Regions from separate parts of the Homo sapiens genome. Here regions 2 and 3 are each linked to region 1. A link is an interaction called in ENCODE POLR2A ChIA-PET data of the cell type or tissue named here. Cell type or tissue: OCI-LY7. All regions are shown on one strand.

Region 1 (8,000 bases):
CTCACCAGTAACCAATAGTCATAGAAATAAAAAATTAAATTGAATATATCATCACAGTAGAATTTTTTCACAAAAATAAAAAGTGCAAATAACACTGCATCAAAAATAATTTTCTGAGTAGCTCATTTGTTTCCCAAGCAAGGAAAGCTATTTACTGAGGATGAATAAATTAAATTGTGTTTGATTATAGCAGTTGAATAAATTATCCAGATAGAACAAACCTGTTTAAGACTATTAGCTTTTTGGTGAGAACAGTTGCTTGAATAGTTGAGAATACTGGAAGCAATGGCAATTGTTGATTAAAAGACAAGGCAAGTAATTTTGAGTGGTTTTCCTTGCATCTTGATGAGTTGACAGATATAGCTGATACCACTCAGTTATTATTTATTTGAGGAGTCAATTCTGAGTCTACAGTGATTAAAGAATTAGCCTAATGAATAGCCTGCATTGTAAAACTATAGGTGACAACATTTCCAAAAAAACTGAGAGAACACAAATTCTGCACAACCTGAAGGGGAATCTTCTAAGATGTGTTCCAATAGACGGTGGTAAAATATTTATTTTAAAGCAGAAAAAGGGTTTAATTGTACAAATTCATATAGCTTTTCAAAATGTAAGGCATCTTAAACCTATAGTGACTCATATTATTCATCAGCGGTGCTTTGTGGAACATCTTTAAATCTATCATGTGTAATTGAAACAGTAGTGTCAATGGTGATATTCATTTACTTTTGCGGACTTAACCATCATTAGTCCTGTAAAGTTTTGTTAGAATAGAATCTGAATATTCTACTTCTCTATCACATGGCAGAAACAATTGCTAAGTAGTAGTAACATTTCATTATGATTTGTTTGAGCTCAGGGCCAAGATTGAAATTTTTATGAATGAGATGCACCACTATCACCTATAATTGAATACTGAATAGTTTTGGAAATGAGCTTTCCTACAGACTGTTAATGTTTCTTTAAAAATTCAACCTAAAATTGTTAGGCAAAACAGCACTTACAAGTGAAATTTATACTGTGGTAAAGTCATTTCAGTGACAACTAATGTTGTTTGAATCACATGTAATGTCAAACTGCTTTCTACATTTCCTGTGCTGTCAAAAGTTAAAACAAGAAGCAAGACCTCCATTTCCACACAAACGTGCAGCAGATATATCTTTTGAGTTCAAACTACAATTCCAGCAGTGGATTTTTTTGGACTTTGATGCAAGTGCAAATGAAATTTCCTTATTTCAAAATCCATTTAACTGTGCAATTGAGGAGCTTCCACCTACCCTTCAATTGGAAGTAATTAATATAATGACATGCTAAAAGGCAAATACCAAGAGAAGAATCTAATAGAATTCTTTAAGTGCTTTTTAAGTAATGATTGTGCTAAATTAAAATCATATGTTCATCAACAGATATTAGTATTTGACAGTATCTATTTGTGTGAAAAGATATTTTCAAAGACAAAATATGTAAAACCTCATTATGAATCAGCATTAACAGATGGGCATGGGCAATTGATTCTGATGATAGGAAGCACTAACTTTGAACCCCAATTAAGTGAAATGTTATCACTCTCCCACAATAAAAGAATTCAATTTTTCTCATCAGTAGACCTATATTATAGAAAATTATACTTAACTATTATTATCAAATTTTCCATTTTTGTCAATAAAGATTTATAGAAATTTGTTTTCTATCTTGTCATGTAATTGCCCACATAATATCCTTGATTTTGACTCTTGGCCTAAAAAGTCTAACATATTTACTTTTTGGGTCTTAACAGAAAAATGTTGCCAATCCCTGACATAGACTATTCTCTTATGTCCTTTATTGTCAAAGGTGTCTACTAAAGATAATTCTCAAAATAATTGTATAAGTTCATGTTTGTTGAGTGCTTACTATGTGCAAAGCTGTTTAAGTTCAGAGACTTTCTCAAGGTCAAACACTGGTAAATGAATTAACCATTATTTAGATGGTTAACAATGATATAGATAGTACTGTAGTTATAATTCCCATTTTACACATGAAAAAACTTAGGCTCAGAGAGGCTAAGTAATTCCTCAAAGCCACACAACCTAGGCTTTGCAGCCAGGAAGATGAGATTAAATCATGCTTAATTCCCTTACCAGTGTATGACCTTGGGAAAGGCTGTGAACTTCAATTTCTCTACACTATAAATTGAAAATTATAGTACTGACTATATCATAGGGTTGATTTCAATATTAGATTAATTACTATATAGAAAGCACTTAGAACAACTATAGCTCTAGTGTGGAGTAGTCAGAAATGGCCTGGAAGTTCATTTTTAGTAAAGAGATTAATAAAATAGTTTATTATGTACCAGGAGTTGATGGAGAACAGTTCCCAATTCAGCTGTCAATTTGAGCTTTTCGCTTATGAAATCTATGCTATTGAGTTGACGTTTGTTAAGGAAAAGAACCTAATGTCTGATAAACAGGCAAAAATTAACTATTACATTTAAATGTGACTATTGCAGATGTACTAAGTAGTTGAGAAAGCCAGTTGGGGTCATACTCACTTAGGCTTACACCTAGCTTTGCCTCCTTGTTAGCTGTGTGACCTTGGTCAAATCACTTAACCTTTCTGAGCTGAGGTACCCTCCTCTATAAAATGTGGATTTTAAGTAGGCTATTATAGAGGATGATGTGAGGATTTTAAAAGACCATGCATCAAAAGTACCTAAGATGAAGCCTGATTTAAGAATGAGCTCAGCAAATGCTAGCTCATTTCCTTGGATTAGCCTTTCTACACTGACCCAAGGCTTGCAAGGCAAAGCAAAACTAAATAAAAGCAAAATGAAGTTAAAAAGCCCAAACAAATAAAAACCAATTTGTTAATTGGGTGTTGGTGGATAAAAAGACTCTGAAAGTACATCCAGTCAAATTTGAATTTCAGGTAAACTATGAAATTATTTGTAGTATAAGTATATAAGTATGTAGTGTAAGTATCCCAAGCATTGCATGGGATATACTTACACTCACTAAATTCTTCACTGTTTATTCAAAATTCCAATTTAACTGGATGTCAGGTATTTCTATTTATTAAACCCGGCAGCCTAGACATGGTAGAATTTAGTAAGCCCAGACATGACAGACTCCTGAATAGCCAAGGCACAGAATTCAAAAGAGTCAAATGTGTTTCCAACTTGCTAACTGCAAAAGCATCAAGGAAAAGGTTGACCCCACCCTCTCTGTCTCTGCCAAGCAAAGAGCCCAGATGGGAAACCCCAGGTGAGTGATTTAGCCTCCTGTGCATACTCTATGGGATCCTGGTGCAGAGGTTGCTGGGAAAACCGTGGCAGCCTGCCCTAGGTTTTCCTTCGGGTGGGGCCCTGTGGTTATGGTGTGGTGACTCTTTGTCACGGTGCCCCTGCCACGCCCTGCTTAGTCCACCTGGTGGTTGGGGGTAGGGGAGAAGAGAAGTTACAGGCAGAAAAAAAGGACTTATCAATGTAACATATTTCTTAGGTGGTTTGTGCATTGCTGTTTGGGCTTGCAAAACTTTAATTATTACTTTGATGCAGAGTGGCTGCAGATTGTCACTGCCAGGCCTGATTTAATAGCCTGCTTGCACAAAGTCCGACAGAGATTGCTTTTGTTGCACTTTCTAACAGCTCGTGATGGTGGCTTTTTTACGTTAAGGAGGAAACTCTGTGGTTAAACTGTAGCCTAGGTATTTTTAGAGCCGTTACCATGTTAACCGAAATTTCGTACATTTCACCTGCAGGATATGCAGTCGTGCTTAGGGCCTTCCTTAAACTCTAACAAAAAATATAATTTAACAGTTGTTAATACTGTGCTTAGGACCAACTCCATGTTATCAGAAAAGCTACTGACCAAATACTGGACTGCTAAGAATCCTTTTTTTGGATGGGTGGTACTGTGCCATTAGAGAGTATTTTTTTTTCCTTGATATAAAACGAGTTGAAGGAACATAACCAAAAGGCTAAAATTGGTTAGTTCTAAAGGTCAGAGCCTGAAGGCAGTGACCCATTTGTTAATCATTAAGCTTTTCTAAGCCGTCTCTGACAGAATTCTGGCTTTCTGCCACTTCTCTGGTCATTTTAAACTGCAAATTCTTGTACTGTTTCAGTTTTTAAGTAGGTTTCAAAGGTTATGAGAAAGGCATAACTTGTTAGCTATTTTTCCTTATCAAACGTCTTTAGGGTTTTGGAAGGCAGAGCTGTTCTGTGTTAAGAGAATCCTCACAGCATACCCAGCCATACAGCATTTAAAGATGGACTCTTGGGTCCTCTGAAAAGGGTGGATTTCTAGCTATCATTCCCATGTTACTTAGTTTCCATAGATAAGCAGGATGTGAGGGCTGAGGACACCCACTTAGCCATTAGGTATTAGTTCCCAAATCACTGCTATCTCAGGGTAGTTGTCTCCAATAATCCCAGCACTGAAAGTTCAAAAAACAGGAGCAAAATAACCACAATGTATTTATCATCTTCTGTCATCAGTTATAAAGTGGAAGTACTTTAAAATATTTTGAATGCATTTTTGTAAAGCCCAGTGAGGTTCCAGTGCTATGACGTTTCATTGCCAGAAAACTCAATGCCAGTTTATGCTCTAGTCCATCTGAATAAAAAGTGATCTGTACACCCAAAACACATAAACAGAACTAAATTTTATGTAGCCAAGGGACATTAAGCTGCTAAAACATTTGCTTCAATATTGAACATGGAATAGCTGTCCTCTATTTCTCAAGGGAAAAAATATACAGTCAAACCTTGCTTATCCATAACCCAAACTTCCGGAAGCCTTAAGTATTTGGAACTGCTCCAAACCCAGAAGAGGGGAGGAGTGAGAGGAATAGAGTGGGGGTGGGAGAAGTGGGGAGCAGAGAGAGACAGAGAATGAACTAGCGGAAAGCAAGCAAGTCAGCTTTTAGAAGTAGACCTGAAGCCCTAGCAACACTGAAAAGAGACCTGGAGCTTACATCTGATTGGCTTTCCAGCCAGAAGGAATAGAGAGCTCTGATTGGCTGGTGATGATGTCTCCAAATAACCAGCCTTTTTCAGGAAAGCAAATTTATGTGGCAGAAAGGACAAGAGACAGAAGAAGCACGCAAGAAGAAAAGCGAGGAGAACAGAGCAAAAAAAAAAAAAAAAAAAAAAGGAAGATTATTTGTTACAGTGGTGGAGACTGAGACAAAAATGAGAATAACAAGCCTATTTACGTAACTGCTTACAGTTTACAAAGTGCTTTTACATGTAATCATTGATATTGTCTTTACAAAGACCTGCAGGGCTCCCAGAAGTTAAATGGCATGCCCCAGGTCACCCAGCTAGTAAGAAAAATAGTGCATGTCTTCTGGCTAAAAATCTAACACTTTTGATATGGAGCAGGTGTTGTGGAGATAATGATTTAGAGTTGTCCTGTAGGACAGAGGGAAGCAAATGCTCTGACAGCAGAAAAGAAAATCAGAAGGCACGTCAGCCTGTAGTTTAGCGGGCAATGCAGACAGGAGTGAAGGGCTCCCTGTTCTTCACGACCACACACCTTGAAAACATAGATATAGGAAACATCTCTGTGGGTATTTGGAAGGGGAGATGGTTGTGGTACAAATGAAACCTATGTCTAGAGGGCTCAGAGGGCAGTCCTGAATATATTTCCCTGGGGTGTATCACAGTCGCCTTTCATTTAACACGTAGAAGTTGGATACCTAATTATTCCTTCCATCTATCCTTGAAAGCTGTTCCTTCCTCAGGCTTAGTCGACAACATAACCATTCACCCAGTTGCTCAAGCTAAGAACCTGTAAGTCATCTTTGTCTTAATTTTCTTTCCATGTTTAATTTATCAGCAAGTCCTGTAGATTCTACTTCTAAAACACACCTTGAATAAGGCTACTCTGTTCATCTCCATAATCACCATTGTTTTCTCCTTCTGAGCCACTGCAATAACTTGCTATTTGGTTTCAATACTTTCTGGCACCCTGTCTTCCCCAGCTCTTGCCTCCTTCCCTTGAAATCCATTCTCTGGACTATGCCATCCTGCTTAAAACATGCCTGAGAATAATTCAAAATCCTTCCCAGGATCTGGCCCCAGTTTAATTTGCCTCACTCTGCCTAGGACTCACTGTTCTAGCTATGGAGGCCTCCTTTTTGTTATCAGAACACAGCACAGTCTTTCCAGCTGAAGAGACTTAAATATTTTGCTGGTCCCTGTCTCCATGTTATCACATGGCTAGCTCTTTCTCCTATCTCATGCTATCTACACAGACAGTCCTACTCTCACAAGCTGTGTGAGAGTTCCCTTCATTCTCATAGAACCTTTTTATTAACTTTCTGTGACCTCTCAAACTGAAATTACTTATGTTTTTATTTGATTCCTTGTTTATCATCGTCTTTTTATATGACTTCCCCCTACTAGTAATCAAACTCCATTAAGACAAGGATCAGGTCAATTGCCCTCATCACTGTATCCCCAGAGCTTACAACGTGGTACACAGGAGATACTCAATAACTATGTGTCGAATGAATAAGTGAATAAATATCAGGGAATTAACATACCCTACATGTTACATAGTACCATGCATCAGTGGAGCCATGGATATGAGACACTGTGTTTCCTGTTTGTAACCTGTTATTTGTTAATTCCTGTCAGAGTTGAGAGCTCTGATAGTAGCTGCCATCATCTGGGGAGTTCTATGGAATCTTGCCACCATGAGTTCTGGAAAAGGGAATCTGTTTGTGTTGGGACTTGAGGGATGGTATAAATTAACTCCCAAGGTTTATTAGTAGTAAACAATTAAAATCCACCCTGAAATTGGAGCTTTACTAAAGATGGCTATTTTGTAGCATGTAGGAAATTACGATATTGGTTTACCTCCTAGGATTCAAAAAGCATTCATTCTCTTTTGGAGCCAGAAAAGGAGAGGTATGTCTCCTAACAGAACTGTGCTGGGTTTTTTTTTGTTATTGTTGTTTTCTTTTTTTGACAGTCTGTGGAGCTCACACATTGGCCATAATAAAGCCTGCTATCTATTTTTGATTTGTCAAAGTTGTGCTTGAGAGTGATTAACATACCCTTAGCAAAATGAATCATTCTATAGAGATTTAAAAGTCACGATGGAATAAATATCTTGGTCAAAGGTATTGCTGCTTTAATTACATTCATTTGTTTCAATATTTCGGTTTTAGGGATTTCTTAACTGAGTTGTTAAGGATCCTTTTAGGGATTTCTTAACTGAGTTGTTAAGGATCCTTTTGAAAGTGAAGTTTACCATGGTGCCCTCTGGTGGAATGAAATTCGCACAGTTTTTAAAGCTAAAGCCCTATCTAGTGAGAATGCATACAGAAATAAAAGGAGCAACATTAAATACAAATGTCCAAAAACTATAAGCAGGGTACTCTTGCTATTGGGGGACTACAAGATATACCTGCCTCAGAATATTTACAGATTCAGGGATAGGGCATGTAGTTGCTATAAAGGAAGAGCAATGACATAAATACATACAATTCCAAATCCATTAGAAAATGAGGGCCAGAAGCCACAGCATTTCATATCATCTGGCAACACTGACACTGACTAATTAGGTATTATATTGAGAAAGTCAGAAGAAGGTGATGGCAATTACAGCATTTGCAACAATATTCATAAATAGCTAGGAACACAAGGGGGAAATACAATTTGGTTGTGGTCTATCAAGAACCAGTGGATATTCATTTGATAGGACTTTTGTAATTAGGCTCACCATCAAAGCTGATAAAATCATCAAAATGGTAAGTGTCCCAGTGTTGGTTCCTTGAAACTGTGTTGTGACCAGACTTAGTGACTCCTTGATAAAGCAGCTTTCACGTGTCTTCACAAGGAAATAAAGTGAAAGTCTCTGGGACGCTATCTGGGTCACACACCACAGGGATCCTGCTCAGAGGATTTAGAACATTGGACCAGCTCACTAAGGAAAGATGTCAAGGCCCTTCTTTGAGGACCTAAGGAAGTTTTTAATATTCGTTCGTCTGAATGCACTAAA
Region 2 (8,000 bases), 260 kb before region 1:
GTACTCAGCATAAAGATTAGCACAAAGAAGCATAAGAGAAACATTTGTGAAAGGATGAGTTAGATGAATCCTGCAGATGAACCAGTTAGGTGCAGAGGAGATGGGTAAAGTAATCCAGTGTCAACACGGGACACCAGCAGAGTCAGCGGCTTTGTGTACAGAACTTGTAGCTGGGATTGACCTGTATTTGTGAAAGAAGGCTTGCCAAGAAAATTAGTAATGTAAACAAGGAAAATGTTAGCCCATTGAAGAGGGCAACATTTTAATAATACTTATGCTAATTATAAGTGAATAGGTACATTCCATCAAGGATTTCCAAGATTCTTTAAAGACATACATCCCTGCTTTCTGGCTCAATTGACACTGTGGCTATATGTGCTTAAATGAAATAAACCACATTTTGTTTCCATATTCATACATTCATTGGTTGAGGCACTCATTCAACAAATACTTATTGAGCATTTTTTATGTGTTAGGCACAATGCTAGGCTCTATGGAAACCACAAGAAATATAAAAAGTAGTCTGCAATCTTAGAAAATTTACTATAAAGTGGTTTTATTATACTTATTTTACTTATTTAAACATGAATCACCATTTCCCCTGCCTAATTCTTTCCCCACCAATATTGGGGACTTTTGACAGATACATATACGAATATGATTTTAATTACCTTCAAAGTTCTAGAAGCCAGAAACAGAGAAATCAGAAAGTCCCCACCAGGGCATCTTGAAGCGGTAGGACAAGAACAGGAAAGGTAGACTAGGACAGCAAAAGGACAGAGGAGGAGGGGAACTGAGAGAGAAGGGGACAGGAGCGAGGAAGGAGGGGGAAGCAGGAAGGAGGGGGGAAGCGGGAAGGAGGGGGGAAGCGGGAAGGAGGGGGAAGCAGGAAGGATGGGGGAAGCAGGAAGGAGGGGGGAAGCAGGAACGAGGGGGAAGCAGGAACGAGGGGGGAAGCAGGAGCGAGGAGGGAAGCAGGAACGAGGGGGAAGCAGGAACGAGGGGGAGCAGAAGGAGGGGGAACAAGAAGGAAAGGGAAGCAGGAAGGCGGGGGAGCAGGAAGGAGGGGAAAACAGGAAGGAGGGGGAACAAGAAGGAGAGGGGAACAGGAAGGAGGGGGAGCAGGAAGGAGGGTGAACAGGAAAGAAGGGTTTGAATGAAAGAGTCTGAGGCAGGAGAAAGTGGAGACAGCAGCAAGAGGACTGAGGAAAGAAAGGAGAAAGGAAGGAACCTGTGCATCGCGAGGCAGGTGGGGAGGGAAAGAGAACTTGAGGAGAGACAGCAATTGAGGCTGGAAGAGGCTCAGGGCTGCTGAGCCTTAGTCACCACCCAATGAATAGAAATGTTCAAATTACACACGAGGGTTGTTTTTTTTTTTCCCACAGCTAAGAGGAAACTGAGGTAAAGACCAGAGCAGAGGAGGTCTGTAATCCCACTTCAGCTCTGCCTCTCTCTCCATTTTGCCTGAGGTTAATCTGCTCCAGGCATGTGTCTGTCACCTCTTTCTGATACCACAGGAGCCAAAGATCCTGCCCTTTCTGTGTCCAGCTAAGGCTGGGTCTGCGTTGGCAGGGGCCACCTCCTCCAGGAGTCAGCAGCTCCCCTGAGCTGTGCAGGCTGCTACTTCCCCAAAGTGCTTCCCTCTCAGAACTGGCTCTGGTGCAACTTTGACAGCACCCTTCCTCCTCCTTCACCTGAAGAGGTGAAGCAGAGTCAGGGAGAACATTTGTTTTCTCCTCCTTTCTTTCATTTTTCTTCAACACTCATTCTCCCTTTCCATTTTCCTGTTTTATATATCCTAGAGGATTTCATAAAGTAAGAGATTCAAGATAAAATGCTCAACACCCTCCAAGCCTCAGAGTCCAAGAGAGGAGTTGTATGTAAGTAATCAGCTCACTTACCCTTGGAGAAGGACCAGGCTGGAAGGGCCTTCCGAGGGCATAATAGTTAGCCAAGAGCTGGGACCAGAAGGTTGAAAAATTCCATGATCCGAGCCAAGTGGTCAGATCCTCCATCAGCAAAACTCGAACGCATCTGGCTAGCCAAGCATGGCTGCCATTGTGCATCTCAGAGGCCCAGACTGGTTTATCTCTTGAGCTATGATTTCAAGGGACAAAACTATTATAGACTCTAGGCCTGAAAGGAAGCTGTGCTGCTGAATATCAATTTCTGGGCTTTAAATATATATATATAACCTATTTGAAGGATGCTAAGCTATTAAGTGCAATCAGCGAGGCAGCTCCTTTGTGAACACGCCTCTGCTGTACATCTCAGACCCTTTTGAGTCGGGGCTTCTACATTTCTGACTTGTTTTGATGCTTTGTATCATTAGACTCTTAGGATGCTTTTAGTTATTACTCGACTGCCTGGACAGTCCATATTTGGAAGAAAGTCATATAAATGGCAACTGTCCAGCATTTTCAGAGGCTCGGGGATAGCTTGGAGATGATTACATTAAATTATGCTTGCGTATCACATTATAGTTTGCAAGCACTTTCCCCATTCAGTAGCTCCCTGAATCTTGAAACAACTCTGCCAGATGGGTAGGATTATCCCCAATTTGTTGATGAGGAAATGAAGGTCTAGAGAGGTGAACCGACTAGCCAAAGTCTTACAGCCAGTGGTAGATACAGATTTCCTAACTTAAATTGTATGTTTTTCCACCAAAGCTATTGTCTGTAAATGACATACAAATGAAGACAATTATAAATATGGATTGAACTTTTACTCTTTGCCAGGCATCATGCTAAGTGCTTTAACACGCATTTTCTCATTTAGTTTTCCCAGCGGGCACCTGAAGAAATGGATATTATTATCCCCATACTACAGATGAGAAAAGTGAGACTTACTGAGATGAAGCAGCCTGCACACTGTCACATGAAGGAGTTGTAGAGACCTGTATTAGTCCATTTTCATACTGCTATAATGAACTGCCTGAGATGGGGGTAATTTATAAAGGAAAGAGGTTTAATTGACTCACAGTTCAGCATGGCTGGGGAGGCCTCAGGAAACTTACAATCATAGTGGAAGGTGAAGGAGAAGCAAGGCACCTTCTGGCAGGAAGGAAATGTGCCGAGTGAAGGGGGAAAGAGCTCCTTGTAAGGCCATCAGATCTCGTGAGAACTCTATCACGAGAACAGCATGGGGGAAACCGCCCCGATGATTCAATTACCTCCACCTGGCCTCTTCTTTGACACGTGGGGATTATGGGGATTATGAAGATTACAATTCAAGGTGAGATTTGATTTATCAAGACCTAAACCTAGCTAGTCTGATACCAGAACTGGTGTTCTTAACCCCTGATACCAAGCAGGAGAGAGAGAGAGAGCATTCAATCTGACTTGGGGCCCTGCGTTTAATTGTCTATCCATTTTCTTTGTCTCCTGTTTGAAAGTTTCCATTCCCTGGGATATCAGAAGTCCTGTTATCCAAGTCCTCTGCAGACAAAAATTAAATTGGTTGTCAGGTTTCCGGGGTTGGGGCACCAGCAGAACACAGGTTTTGGGGGAGAGAGGACAGCATAAGGCAGGGATGGAGATGGAGGAGGGGTTTCCCATTCAAGTATGGCCACAGTGACAGGGGCTGAAGGGCGTGACGGTGTCATGCACGTGCAGGGGACACAGTGCCATCCCTTCTTCCTAGCCATATGTGCTGCTCTGTCTTTTTTATAGTGCCACATATGGCACTTCCTTAATGAAATTTCTTATAATAATTTATCTGACCTGTATCATTCTGTTAGCTTTAACAAAAGAAATTCTGACAGGTTTTGATATTAAATCTAAAAATATGTTTTCAACTCACTGAGGAGCCATAAAGCAGGCTGAAATCATACTAATGATAATGGACAATCTGCTTTCTACCATCAAGTTCTGATTATTTACATGTAGCAAACCATCCAGAGATAATGTGAGCCTTGAGTCTCCTTTCAATTTTTACTAATCTTCCCGAATTTACCAAATGGGGGTAGTGGAGGCCTGAAAGAAGGCTCCCCAGGTCACCTTGGCATGCCCTTCTTGATGCCTCAGTGTGTCACATGAAGCCATCCCAGTGCAGCTGCTCATGAATCTCTGGGCTGACCCTCCTGCAGTGGGGCTGCAGGGCTGTTTCAGTTAAAAAGCTCATGGTTCAGGAAAGGGATTTGCAATCTGATTTTCACAGATGTTTCTTTTCAGGCATCTTCCCTGAAACAATCCTTGTGGCGTTCAGATGGGCAGAGTGAACAGCACTGCCCTTGAACATGGGCAGCTCCGGTAGAGCTGTGCTCTGGCCCCCTTCGTGCTATACCTCTTCCTGCAGGGCATTCAGTCTGCAGGACTGAGGGACAACATCCACTCAGAGCCCATGCCCCTCTAGACTTCAGGTGCCTGGGACCCCATATTCCTGCCCAAACAGCCCTGAACCCAACTTCACTCCCAGGTCTCTTCCTGGGTCTGACTTCCTGAGAGTCCATCCTGCTGACAGCCTGCACACTCCCTAGTTCTGAAGGGGTTTGGGAGGTTGCTGTCACAACAGCCTGTGGATGAAGTTTGGACATGTGGCCAGAGGGGTCTATCTGCATGTTAACAAGGTGCTTGCAGTGTGGGACAGAGCCAGGGGTGGCGGGAAGTGGGATGCAGCCTCAGGCTCCAGGATCCCCTCTCTCATGGGTCACGCTCACTGAGGAACTCTGAGGGGTTCTGAATTTCAACTTGGCCTTTCAGGTCATTATGAAGGTTCACTTGCCAAGGCAGGAGGATGAAACATATATTCCTCAGCAGTTTGTCAACTTGACTTACATCTGTTACACATTTAGACGTATGTCACGTGGGCCTCCATTTGTACTCTTGCTCCAGCCCATGACAATATGAGGATGGGCCTGATAGGGTGGGGACCGAGCTTGTGGACCAAACAGATGGAGTATGGGGCAGGTGGACACAAGGCTTCTTCTTGTCCCACTCTCAAGGTGATGGGTTCATGCATTTCATTGAAGAATAGGGGAAGAGGAGAACTTGGGTTCTCTCCTTGGATTTGTTATCAAGTGACTAAATATCTTGGGTAGTTCTTTTCATGGTCTCAGTTTCCTGGTCGGTTAAAGAGAGAAGAGGTAGATTAGCATTTCCCAGGGCATGTTCCTAGACAACTTGCTCTGCCAGACGACCTATGAAACAAGGATTCCATGATCAATTAAATTTAGGAAACAAATTCTTTCTTCTTTGAGAATCATAATGCAAATTTGCATAATAAAGCCTCCCATAAGTCCTGTAGCTAAAAAAAATGATTAATTTTAATTACCATAGTTTCATACACCAAAGATTTATTGAGTTCTTACTGTTTGCTAGGGACTATGCTATGTGTTTTACATGTAAATTTTATTTAACTATCACACCAGACCTATCATATAGATATTGTTAGTATTCCATTTTACAGATGTTGAAACCAGGGCTTGGAGAAGCTAGGAAACTTGCCCAGAGTCAGGAATGAAGCTTGCTATCTCTTTTGTCCAGTATAGGTCATTAAGCCATCTTATTTGTACTTTTTACCTTTGGTGGTTATCACTACAAGCTCAGAATGATCTCCTATGTACATCCTATTTATTAGAAACTATTCCTCATTATAAACATTTTTCTAAACTGAAAAAAAGATTTTGAATAATATTAAATATACAAATGACCAAAAAGCATATAAAAATATTCAATGTCATTAGTCATCAGGGAAATGCAAACTAAAACCACAGTACCATTCCATACCCACTAGGATGGCTATAATCAAAGAGCCAGAAGGGTAAGCATTGGTGAGGATGTGGAGAAACTGGAGTCATACACTGAAGGTGGGAATGTGAAATGGTGCAGTCACTTTGGAAAACATCCTTGCAGTTCCTCAAAAAGTTAAACGGAGTTACTATATGAACCAGAAATTTCATCCTAGCTATATACACAAGAGAAATGAAAATACTGTGCCCATATAAAAACTTATATATGAATGTTTATAGCAGCATTATTCATAATAGTCCAAAGGTAAAAAAACCCAAATGTCCATCAACTGATGAATAGATAAAACAAAAGATGATATGTCCATACGATGGAATATTATTCAGCCATAAAAAGGAATGAAGTAGTGATACATGCTACAACATGGGTGAGCCTTGAAAATATTATGCTAAGTGGAGGAAGCCAGATACAAAAGAACATATATCAGATTATTCCATTTAAATGAAAGATCCAGAATAGGTAAATCAATAGAGGCTGAAGATTAGTGGTTGTTTAGGGCTGAGGAGGACGGGTAGATTGGGTGGGGAGTGATAGCTAATGAATGTGGCAGTAGGGGGACTCTTTTTGTGGTAATAAAACTGTTCTAAAATTGATTGGGGTGATGATTTTATTATTCTGTGAATATACTAAAAACCATTGTTTTTTACAATTTTAATGGGTGAACTGTATGGTATGTGAATTATATCTCAATAAAGCTACACCCTTACCTCCCAAAACTCTCCGCAATATTAAAAACTATTTGAAAATGAGGTCAGCTCAATTACCCCAATATTCACAGGTTCTTATGTTTTATCTTCTCTTCTTGTCTGCATTTGCCGCGTTGAACACAGGTCCGCATGCATTCAGCTATTCACTCAAAGTGGGAAGCAGAGAGGCTAGTAGCAATGATATTTGCTCATTGGTTCCTTCACTGATTCACTCACTGATCATTCTTTTATTTTTTCATCCATCCAATGCACATCTGTTGAGCCCCTCCATATGCCAGGCACTGTGCCAGGTTCTAGGACACAGCTGTGAGAAAGATAGACAAGATCTCAGATGAAAAGGAGCTCACAGTCCACTTGGGGCAACTGAAAAGTGCACAGTCAATTGCAATGCAGTGTGATAGTGCTGACATAGAAAGCCTTGCTGTGGGGAAGGTCACGGATGCCTTCTCAAAGAAGTGATGCCTCAGATGATCACTGAGGGTGACATGTTTAGGCAATTTCTAAGGTCTCTAAACACTCAGAGCCAGGGCAGTTAGGGAGTGGGGTGAGTTAAGGTTGGAGGGGTATGTAGAGACCAGACAAAGGTGGGCCTAATGGCCATATTAAGGAGATTGTGTGGTGAGCCATTGAAGGCTTTGAAGCAGGGAATGACATATTTTAAAATTACTATAATTAAAACGTACATATTCTTTTGTATTCTCGAATGTTTCATTTTAAAAATATTTTTAATAAGTTTTGTAATTATTTTCAATGGCTGCACATGTAATCACATTGATACTCTATTTTACTGCAGTATATCTCTATTGTTGGATATTGAGGTTTTTTCCAGTTTTTGTCTCACAACCCTTCTTCTGTTTTAGTCAACATGACAATGGACATCCTTATTTTCTCATGCATATAAGCCTCTGTTCCCCATTCTGGTTAACATTGGAATGAATATTCTACTTACATAACTTTTCTAGGAGTTATTTCCAGGAGTGACTGTCAAAAAGATTGAACATTTTCTGGCTCTAATTTGGTTTCACCATCATGGTTTTAAACGGGCTATGCTAATTGATACTCTCTTTACCAGCACTAAATAACCAGGAGAATTTATTTCTTTGCACTCTCTCTCTTTCTCTTTCTCTCTCTTTTGGAAAAGGACCTTCTTTCTGTGTGTACCATTTGCTAAATTCACCTGATAATCTGTGTAAAGGCTGAACTACTCATTACATCTTAGGCATGACATGTAAAAAAGAAAACCACATAGAAATTGAGACTGTTAGTCAGGGATGGAGTCTTTGGAGAATGAAGGTGTTAGGGCCATGAGTTAAAGTAAAACTAAATTTAAATCACTGACGTTGTTGATGCAATTCTGCCAGGCTACCCTTCTCTATACATTGTTGTCAGAATTAAATTTTTTTTCCATAAGAACAATAGTGCTTTAAAAAATACTTTTTTGGGTGCTATTTCAGAGTCTTTTGTCCATCAAGAGAATCCAATATGGAAAGGCACTGGCCTTCAATATAATAAAAATTTATCTAAATAGAATGTGGCATTAATGCCT
Region 3 (8,000 bases), 190 kb after region 1:
TACTCTAGAGTACCCTCCCATAACATTTTCCTTCTTAGCACTTAACACAAGGATATTTTAATAATTATTTCTTTAATATTGTCTTCCCTTTTAATCTGTAAGGCCCATGAGCTACAAATTATACCTGTTTTATTTCTATGTATAGCATATAGTATACATAGCATAGAATTTATTAGTTAAGTATTTATTTAAAATAATGAATTATGAGGCCAGGCACGGTGGCTCACACCTGTAATCCCAGCACTTTGGGAGGCTGAAGTGGGTGGATCACTTGAGGTCAGGAGTTTGAGACCAGCCTGGCCAACATGGTGAAACCCCATCTCTACTAAAAATACAAAAACTAGCTGGGTATGGTAGTGCATGCCTGCAATCCCAGCTACTAAGCAGGCTAAGACACGAGAATCGCTTGAACTCGGGAGGCAGAGGTTGCAGTGAGCTGAAATCGCACCACTACCCTCCAGCCTAGGCAACATAACAAATAAAAAGAATGAATTATGAACCATAAACTGAAAGAAAGTACAATTGGGTCATTAAGTCTCCTTAGTAAACTAGTACTCACCTTCCAGTTTTCAAAAAATTTTGATTTACAAGCAAATCTACTTTTATTCAGCTTTGTGTATAGAAAAAGAAAGAAATGAAGATGGAATGAGGGAGGAAAAAAGCACACTGAAAGATCCTGTTCATCTTTACCTGGGAAATCTCACGTTCCTAGTCACTAAAAATCCAGCTAAAGTTCATCCCAAAGCTTCCTTTCTGTAGCCACTCCAGCTCAGTGTGATCCTTCCTCTCTATGATATTCTTCAACCATCACTGCCTTTAGTACTAATTTTGACATTGATTCAAAATATCTGCATGCTTTAGTTGTATCTTATCTATGTAATAATACTCAAGGCTCCTTCATGTCGGGTCTTCAGATCTCATACACTTTCATCTCTTTCATTGACCCTTAAATAATGCTACACCCTAGTAAGCACTCCAGTTTTTAAAAAATCAAATGTAAATGTTAGAAGAAACATAGTTCTAGCTAGCCCAAGAGATCAATCTCTGTTCAAGACAGTGTGCATCATTCTGTTCAAAGATTAGAGCAAGGGGCTTGTAAACAGTACTCCATCTTGCCTGAGGGCTTTTCTAAGGCCCCTGCTTGGGGAAGGTGCAAATAATTTGCACTTTCAACACATATCCACCATCTCCTTTATTCCAACAAGGGCAGCTCTGCTTCACTCTGTTTTTATTTATTTAGGATGCCTCACCCTACTTGCCTCACTTAGTCCATGGCCCTGTCCCAGACCTCAGCTAAGTTAACTGATTCTACGTTTTCTCATAATATTCCTTTGAAGAGAACAATATGCTGTTATTGTTGGTGGTATGAGTGTGTGTTTAAGGGGACTTAAGTTCACAGTCCTAGAAAATTCTTCATGCCCCAGATGAACGCCTTGAAAATGTATCCCAATGGCCACAAGGTGTTCTGCAAAGTATATATATATATATATATATATATATATATATATACACACACACACACACACACATATTATATATATATACTATATATATATGTGTGTGTATATATATATATATATATACACATATATATACACCAAGGTGTATATGTATATGTGTGTGTGTGTGTGTATATATATATATGTCAGTGGTTCTCTAAGTATGAACCCCAGACCAGCAGCACCTATGTACTAGAAAATGCACATTCCTGGGCCCCAACCCGACCATACTGAATAAGAAACTCTGGGAATTGAGCCTCGCAATCCATGTTTAACAAGCTCCCTTAGTCTTGTCATGATGCGCGCTAAAGTATGAGAACCACTGGGGTAGGTGGACACGCCCAAATCAAACACCACTGGCAAAACCACCCAAAAAGCAGCATTTATCAAGAGGTAGGAGAAATGGTATAGCCTCTCTTATTAACCAGAAAGGCTTCCTTTCCAACTGCTTGGAGCAAAGTTTTTGGGAAAGTGGCATTTCCTTGTGAAAGTAATTAATAACTTTCACAAAGACTATGTGTTTAAATCTATAAGCTCTGAAAAACCCAATTTTAAAATGGATAAATAAATAGTCTCAAGAGTTATGTCTGAGCTTAGTAAATTTGACCATGTCCCTCTCTTGCATAAAACCCTTCAATGGCTTCCCATCGCACTTAGAGTATAAAATCTTTAACATTGCTTACAAAGCCCTGTATAACCTGGCCCTGCCTTAGTCTTGAGCATCATCTTTTACCATTTTCTCCCTCACTCACTACCGTCCAGTCATAATGATCTTTTATTCCTTGAATGCACTAACCTCCTCCTACTGCTTCAAAACAGTTCCAATTTGATGTGTCCACTGCATTGAACTCTCATCATTCAGCTCTCAGCCTAATTCCCTCTTGCCCACCTTTCAGGTACCCATGAAAATATCAGTTCCTCAGGGATGCTTTCCCTAACACATCTCCCCCATCACTCCTCTAAAACCTACTGGGCTAGGTCCTTTTATTGTAAGTTCTCTCATAATGCTCTCACTCTTTCTTCTTAACATTTATCATGCATCTTTTCTTTGTATGTATAATTAGTTTAATGTCTTTTCTTCCCACTATACTCTACATTAACAGAGGCCAGGATCATGTCTCTTATTGACTTTTGTTTCCCCAGCACATAATATTTAATTAGAATAAAATGATCTTCAGATAGCTATAAAGATATCAGAAGTCTAAGAAGGTTTAAACATTTTACAAAGGCAAATGTGTTTCTGTTATATATTTATTCAATTTTATCCCTGGCCTTCCTCCATTTTAAGGAGAAAATCCAAGTTTATGTTTCTCCTATGATTTCCCACAAATAGGTTTTAGTGAGCAGCAGTCAGAACTGCTCAGGTGGGACCTGAAGTGATGTGAACCATCTCTAACTGACTACACAGCTTGAAGTAAATAGAAGAATGCTTAACCTGGTTTTCATGCCATCCTCTAGCTTCTCTAAAAAGGACATCGTTACGGATGAGTGCCAGGATCACCTGCTGGGAGAAATTTTGAGACAGAACCACCCAGACTCACTTCCCCTCTATCAATTTTAGAAAGAAAATAGGCACAAAAGTAAAAAGAGAGAGAATAATAAAAGTAAATATTACAATACAGAAGCCATCCTAGCTAATGGCATCTGCCACCTAAACCATTTTTTTCTAATAAATTGATCTTGTCAATTTTGACAGGTTACTTTGCAAATGTTGACTTTCTGGATCGCTAGCCAATGTCCTTTTTAGGTAGATGATAAAATAAAAACAAATAAATGCAGCAACAGCCCTCCCTATTGGTAGGACAAGCTAAATAAAAGCTGCTCACTCTGTGTCCTGGAAGCTAAATTCATCTTTTTTGAATAATTTAGTAACATGGGACCTTATTCAAAAGCAAAAGGACCTGGCCCATCATTTTCCATGTCATAGGCAGGAACCATCAGGTGACCAATTTCCCAGGTTGCATAAAGAACTAAGGTGGTATTACTCTTCAATATCCACTTCCCCCTATGTCAGGAATTAACTGATGAAAGAGGGAAACTAGGGGCACAGGGAACTATGAGGTTGTTCTATTGAACCATGTGTCTACTGACACGTAGCACCAGGTGGGATGGGTACAATCTTCATACTATAGGAAAATAATCAATAAGGAAAGAGAAGGCTCTACAAAATAGATGTTAAATTGGAGAGTATGAGCACCTCTCATTGCCCTCCATGAGAGACTTAATAGAAAAAAACAACATGATTAATTGCAAAGGCACTTCAGTTCTGTTACCAACTAGCCAAGCCACCTTAGACAAAGTACCTGAGTCTCATTCTTCGCATTAACAAATAGGGATGATGATTAACTCCCTTGAAAATTTACTGTGAGAATTAGAAACTACATACGTAAAGTACCTCAGGTAGTATTAGATAAATAGTCAGCACTTAATAACTGATAGCTAGAATCACTTTTGCTATTGTCAATTCTCACCCCAGCATAATGACAACTAGTATAAAAAAAGAACAAAAGAAAATCATGTTTCACTCACTCAAGAAGATTGTATTAATGGAGAAGGCAGGCAGTCAGTGAAATTGATGCCAATAAATACAGCTTTCTCTGCAATGAGGTTAATGTGAACACATCGGACAATAAATTAAAATAGAACATAAGGTCAAGAAGAAAGCATCTATTTCCTTTACCTTTTACTATTTGTTCTGGGAAATTGGTCTAGTTAAATATTGGCTTTAAAGGTTTGAACCTATTCTAAAGCATGCCTGATTAGGCATATCCCAGACAAATAATTGCCCTGGGAGTCTGGTCCCAATCTGAATGACCACTGGTTGGTCCATCAGATTGTGGGGTTTTAAACTCAACTAGATTCCAAAATATAGAGTATTTTTGAAAATAGTTGGCAATTTGATTTCTTAAAGTAAGGAATATATGAAGGTCAGCTTCATTCAAGTACAATATTTTTTAAACTAACATTTTTCAAGAGATTACTATGTGACTGGCTTACTACTTGCTTGAATTTGAGTGCATTATATCTTTCATTCCTCACAACACTTTGTAGCAAGAACTTCCATTACAATATTCTGTAGTAAGTACCCTCATTTTTGCATTTCATTACGCTCATTTTTTTCAATGAAAGAACTGAGGTACAGATTTTAAACTTTCCTAATATTACATGAACAGAAAGGGATGGTAGGACATTAACTGGAATCCAGGTCATTCTGATTTCAGGGACTGTCTTAGCTTATAGTGTGGAAAAACCAAAATGTTTTTGTGGACCATTTATAGAATAGAAAGGTTAAAGGGACTTAAAGAATGTTTAAAAGGGATATAATTATAAAATTAAAAATATTATAGATAGGGTCCAACAAATCCTATAGATAATAGATCGGGGTAGAGGAGAATCTCGAAGTATTACAAGAATAACATTAAATAGCATTAAAATAAACAAAGAAAAATTTATATAAACTCAAGTTAAATAGACCATGAACTTGATATAAAATAAATTTTTAACATTTATATCACTCTACCTACTATGTAGGAGGTACTATTAGTTTCTGAGTGAGGTACAAGGAATTAAAAATAATCTCTTCTCTGAAAAGCTTAAAAAGCAAAATTGGAAGTTAAAACGTATGTATTCCCCCAAACACATAACAAAATAAGGAGATAGATGCAATGTATTCAAAGATGTTTCTCTGCCAGGACATCAACTCCATGAAGGCAAGGACATTGGTTCTTGTATCATTAGTACCTAGAACAATGTTTGGCATTATGGTAAGTATTCAATGAATGTTTATTGAACAAAAGGATATGTGTATGTATGTATATATGCATGTGTAGGGGTGAAATTTCAGTAAAAATCAACTGACAAAAGGCATACTAATATGAGAAAAAGCATACAAATTTATTTAATCATAGTTTTGCATGACACTGAAACCTTCAGACTGAAGACCCAAAGATACAGGAGTCCATTTTTATGCTTAGATTCAACAAAGTATGGACAGCTCTGCAGCAATATGATTGGACAAAGGGTTATATCTATGGCTAACAAACTGGTAAAACCCACCAAGGCCTGTCTGTCTAGATTCTTCTTGTCCTCTCTGTGCAGCATTCTTTCTTTATGGTTATAGGTCATGACCCTCTCTGGAACTGTTGTGAGCTACAATCAAACACGGTAGGTCAGATAATTTCTTTATGGCCAGTTTTTACAAAGGAAGGCAGGGGAAAGCTAGAGTGATAGTTTTAGGTTTTATGGCTGGTTTGGGGGGAAAAGGGGTTCTTATTTCTACGACCTGCCTTGGGAAAAGAGATTCTATTTTCTAGGGCTAGCCTCAGGGATGAATGCAAGGCCAGAGATAGGAGGGCAGGAGAAGGTCAGAGAGAGCTACTTCTGAGGGCTCCATTTTGGGATATCATTTTCTAAGCTCCTGCACATGCATGCATGCACGCATATCAGTTAGTAAGTACCTGATGATTTCAATAGGTATACTCATCCAACCTGGGTCAGGGGAAAATCATGGTGGAAATGAGATTTTTTAAAGTGATATGGCCACACTATATGAAGCTGATAGTAACATTCTACAAAACGTCCAATAGTGTCACCATCTGTGATGGTCAATTTTATGTGTCAACTTGACTTGGCCATAGGATGCCTACATATTTGGTCAAACACTATTCTGGGTGTTTCTATGAGCACGTTTTTAGAAGAGATTAACATTTATTATCAGTAGATCAAGTAATGCAGATTGCCCTCCCTAATGTGGGTAGGCCTCATCCAATCAGTTGAAGGCCTACATAGGACAAACGCATTGATCCTCCTTCACATAAAGGAGAATTCTTCCTGCCTGAAAGCCTTTGAACTGGCTCATCAGCTTTTTTCCAGCCTTCAGAGTAGAACTGAAACATTGGCTCTTCCTGAGTCTTGAGCCTGCCAGCCTTTGGACTAGAAGTATACCACCAGCTTTCCTGGGTGTCTACCTTGCTGGATCACCCTGCAGATCTTGGGACTTACCAACCAACATAATCATGTGAGCCAATTCCTTATAATAAATCTCTCTCTTTATCCATACTCACATATACACATGCATGCACACATACATACACACACATACCCTATTGGTTCTGTTTCTCTGGAGTAGTCTAACATACCATCTATATACTGAATCTCGAATGGAGAAATGGTCTAAGCCAGAATGGTATTTATTATGTTCTCATGTTGTTTATTCAATCTTACTGACCTCTCTGATGCCCAGTGTCAAGGATTCTTGGGGTTCTCAATAAGTAATATTTGATGATAAAGATCAAAACAGTAATTATGCTGGAAATGGCTTATAAAAAAATTCTTAGCCTATATCCTTTCTCAGTTATCTCAACTTGGGTACTTAACTGAATTATGATTTATCAAGAAGCTTCATTCTCCTTTAAAAATAATCATCAATTATCCAAGAAAAATTCTATTTTCTTTTTTAAAAGGTCCATTTTCAAAACGCTCATAAAATATATAAGGAACAAATGAAAATCCTAATAGAAAATGGGCAAAGGTTATGAATAAGACATTCACAGAAGAAAACTGCAAAGAGCTGGCTAATAAAACAAAAACAATGCATAAACTCATTTGTAATTAAAGAAATGCAAATTAAAACCACGAAGAGATCCAATTTTTAACCTATTACACTGGCAAAAATTAAAAATTTCCATTATACCCAAATGTGGGGAAAGAAACATTCTCATCACTATTGGTGAGATGTTCTTTAAGATTAATACACAGCACAACCTAGCTAAGTTAAAAATGCAAATATCGTTTGACATAGCTATTCTTCTGTGAGGAATTGATCCTAAATAAAGATATGCTTCCAAAAGCATGTCAACAATAGACATGCATCAATGTTTGTATTAGCAAAAACCAAAACAATCTCCCAACCCCATACAGCCTAAATATTTACCAGAAAGCTAATAGTTAAATAAGTGATGGTACGCATATGTCATAAATACTAGACAATCATTAAAGAAAATGGATTACACTAAATTTGCTGATATGAAAATAGATCCAAGATATGAGTCAAACAAGGTATAGAATCATTTATGCAAAATTATTCCCTTTTATATTTTTAAAAGAATAAATATAAAGAAATATATATGTATGTGTGTGTGTGTGTATATATATATATATATATATACATCTATAATATCTATATTATAGATAAATAGAGACAGCCATGTAGCTCAATAGAGAGATGCATAAACATTGTTCCGGAAATATACACTGGAAGCTTATCAATGATTACTTTGGGGAAGGACTAGCTATTGATCAGCAAATAGAGCACCTAATATTTATAATTTCCTGTATAGTATTAATATGTAACTATGTGTGTAACTTGTTTTTAAATGCTAATTTTAAAATTTAGGCAGAGAAAATCTTACTCCCACCTGATTCTTTCAAGTAATGCTTAATAATTGAAGAAATTCCTTGAGGTGCCACAAAGTTACAGTCTCCTTCTTTCATCACCATTCC

The links. Peaks named below come from ENCODE experiments on the same cell type or tissue, not always from the same donor. Only the 100,000 strongest peaks of a DNase experiment are listed, where the experiment ranks them.
Region 2: POLR2A ChIA-PET joins it to region 1 with 15 read pairs; 7 of 35 experiments call an interaction of 5 or more read pairs at or near these places.
Region 3: POLR2A ChIA-PET joins it to region 1 with 20 read pairs; 3 of 35 experiments call an interaction of 5 or more read pairs at or near these places.

Annotation. Positions count from the first base shown.
Region 1 is chr10:88,382,385-88,390,384 of GRCh38, forward strand. The region is part of intron 4 of RNLS (renalase, FAD dependent amine oxidase); the gene reads right to left. Among named protein-coding and RNA genes, the nearest start is that of RNLS, 200 kb to the right of the region's middle. In OCI-LY7, CTCF peaks have their summits at 3,525, 7,269 (motif pointing left) and 7,468; DNase peaks (open chromatin) are centred at 3,367, 3,687, 4,957 and 7,267; H3K4me3 peaks cover 5,584 bases; H3K27ac peaks cover 7,034 bases.
Region 2 is chr10:88,119,182-88,127,181 of GRCh38, forward strand. It overlaps LOC105378416 (a long non-coding RNA gene), which reads left to right and starts at 1,132. Exons shown (of 3, transcript XR_946178.3): 1 at 1,132-1,249; 2 at 1,803-1,880; 3 at 2,779-6,463. In OCI-LY7, no CTCF peak of the experiment used is centred here; DNase peaks (open chromatin) are centred at 1,620 and 3,600; H3K4me3 peaks cover 939 bases; H3K27ac peaks cover 1,912 bases.
Region 3 is chr10:88,573,652-88,581,651 of GRCh38, forward strand. RNLS (renalase, FAD dependent amine oxidase) reads right to left here. Exons shown (of 7, transcript NM_001031709.3): 3 at 7,916-8,000. Among named protein-coding and RNA genes, the nearest start is that of RNLS, 5.7 kb to the right of the region's middle. In OCI-LY7, a CTCF peak has its summit at 3,338; no DNase peak of the experiment used is centred here.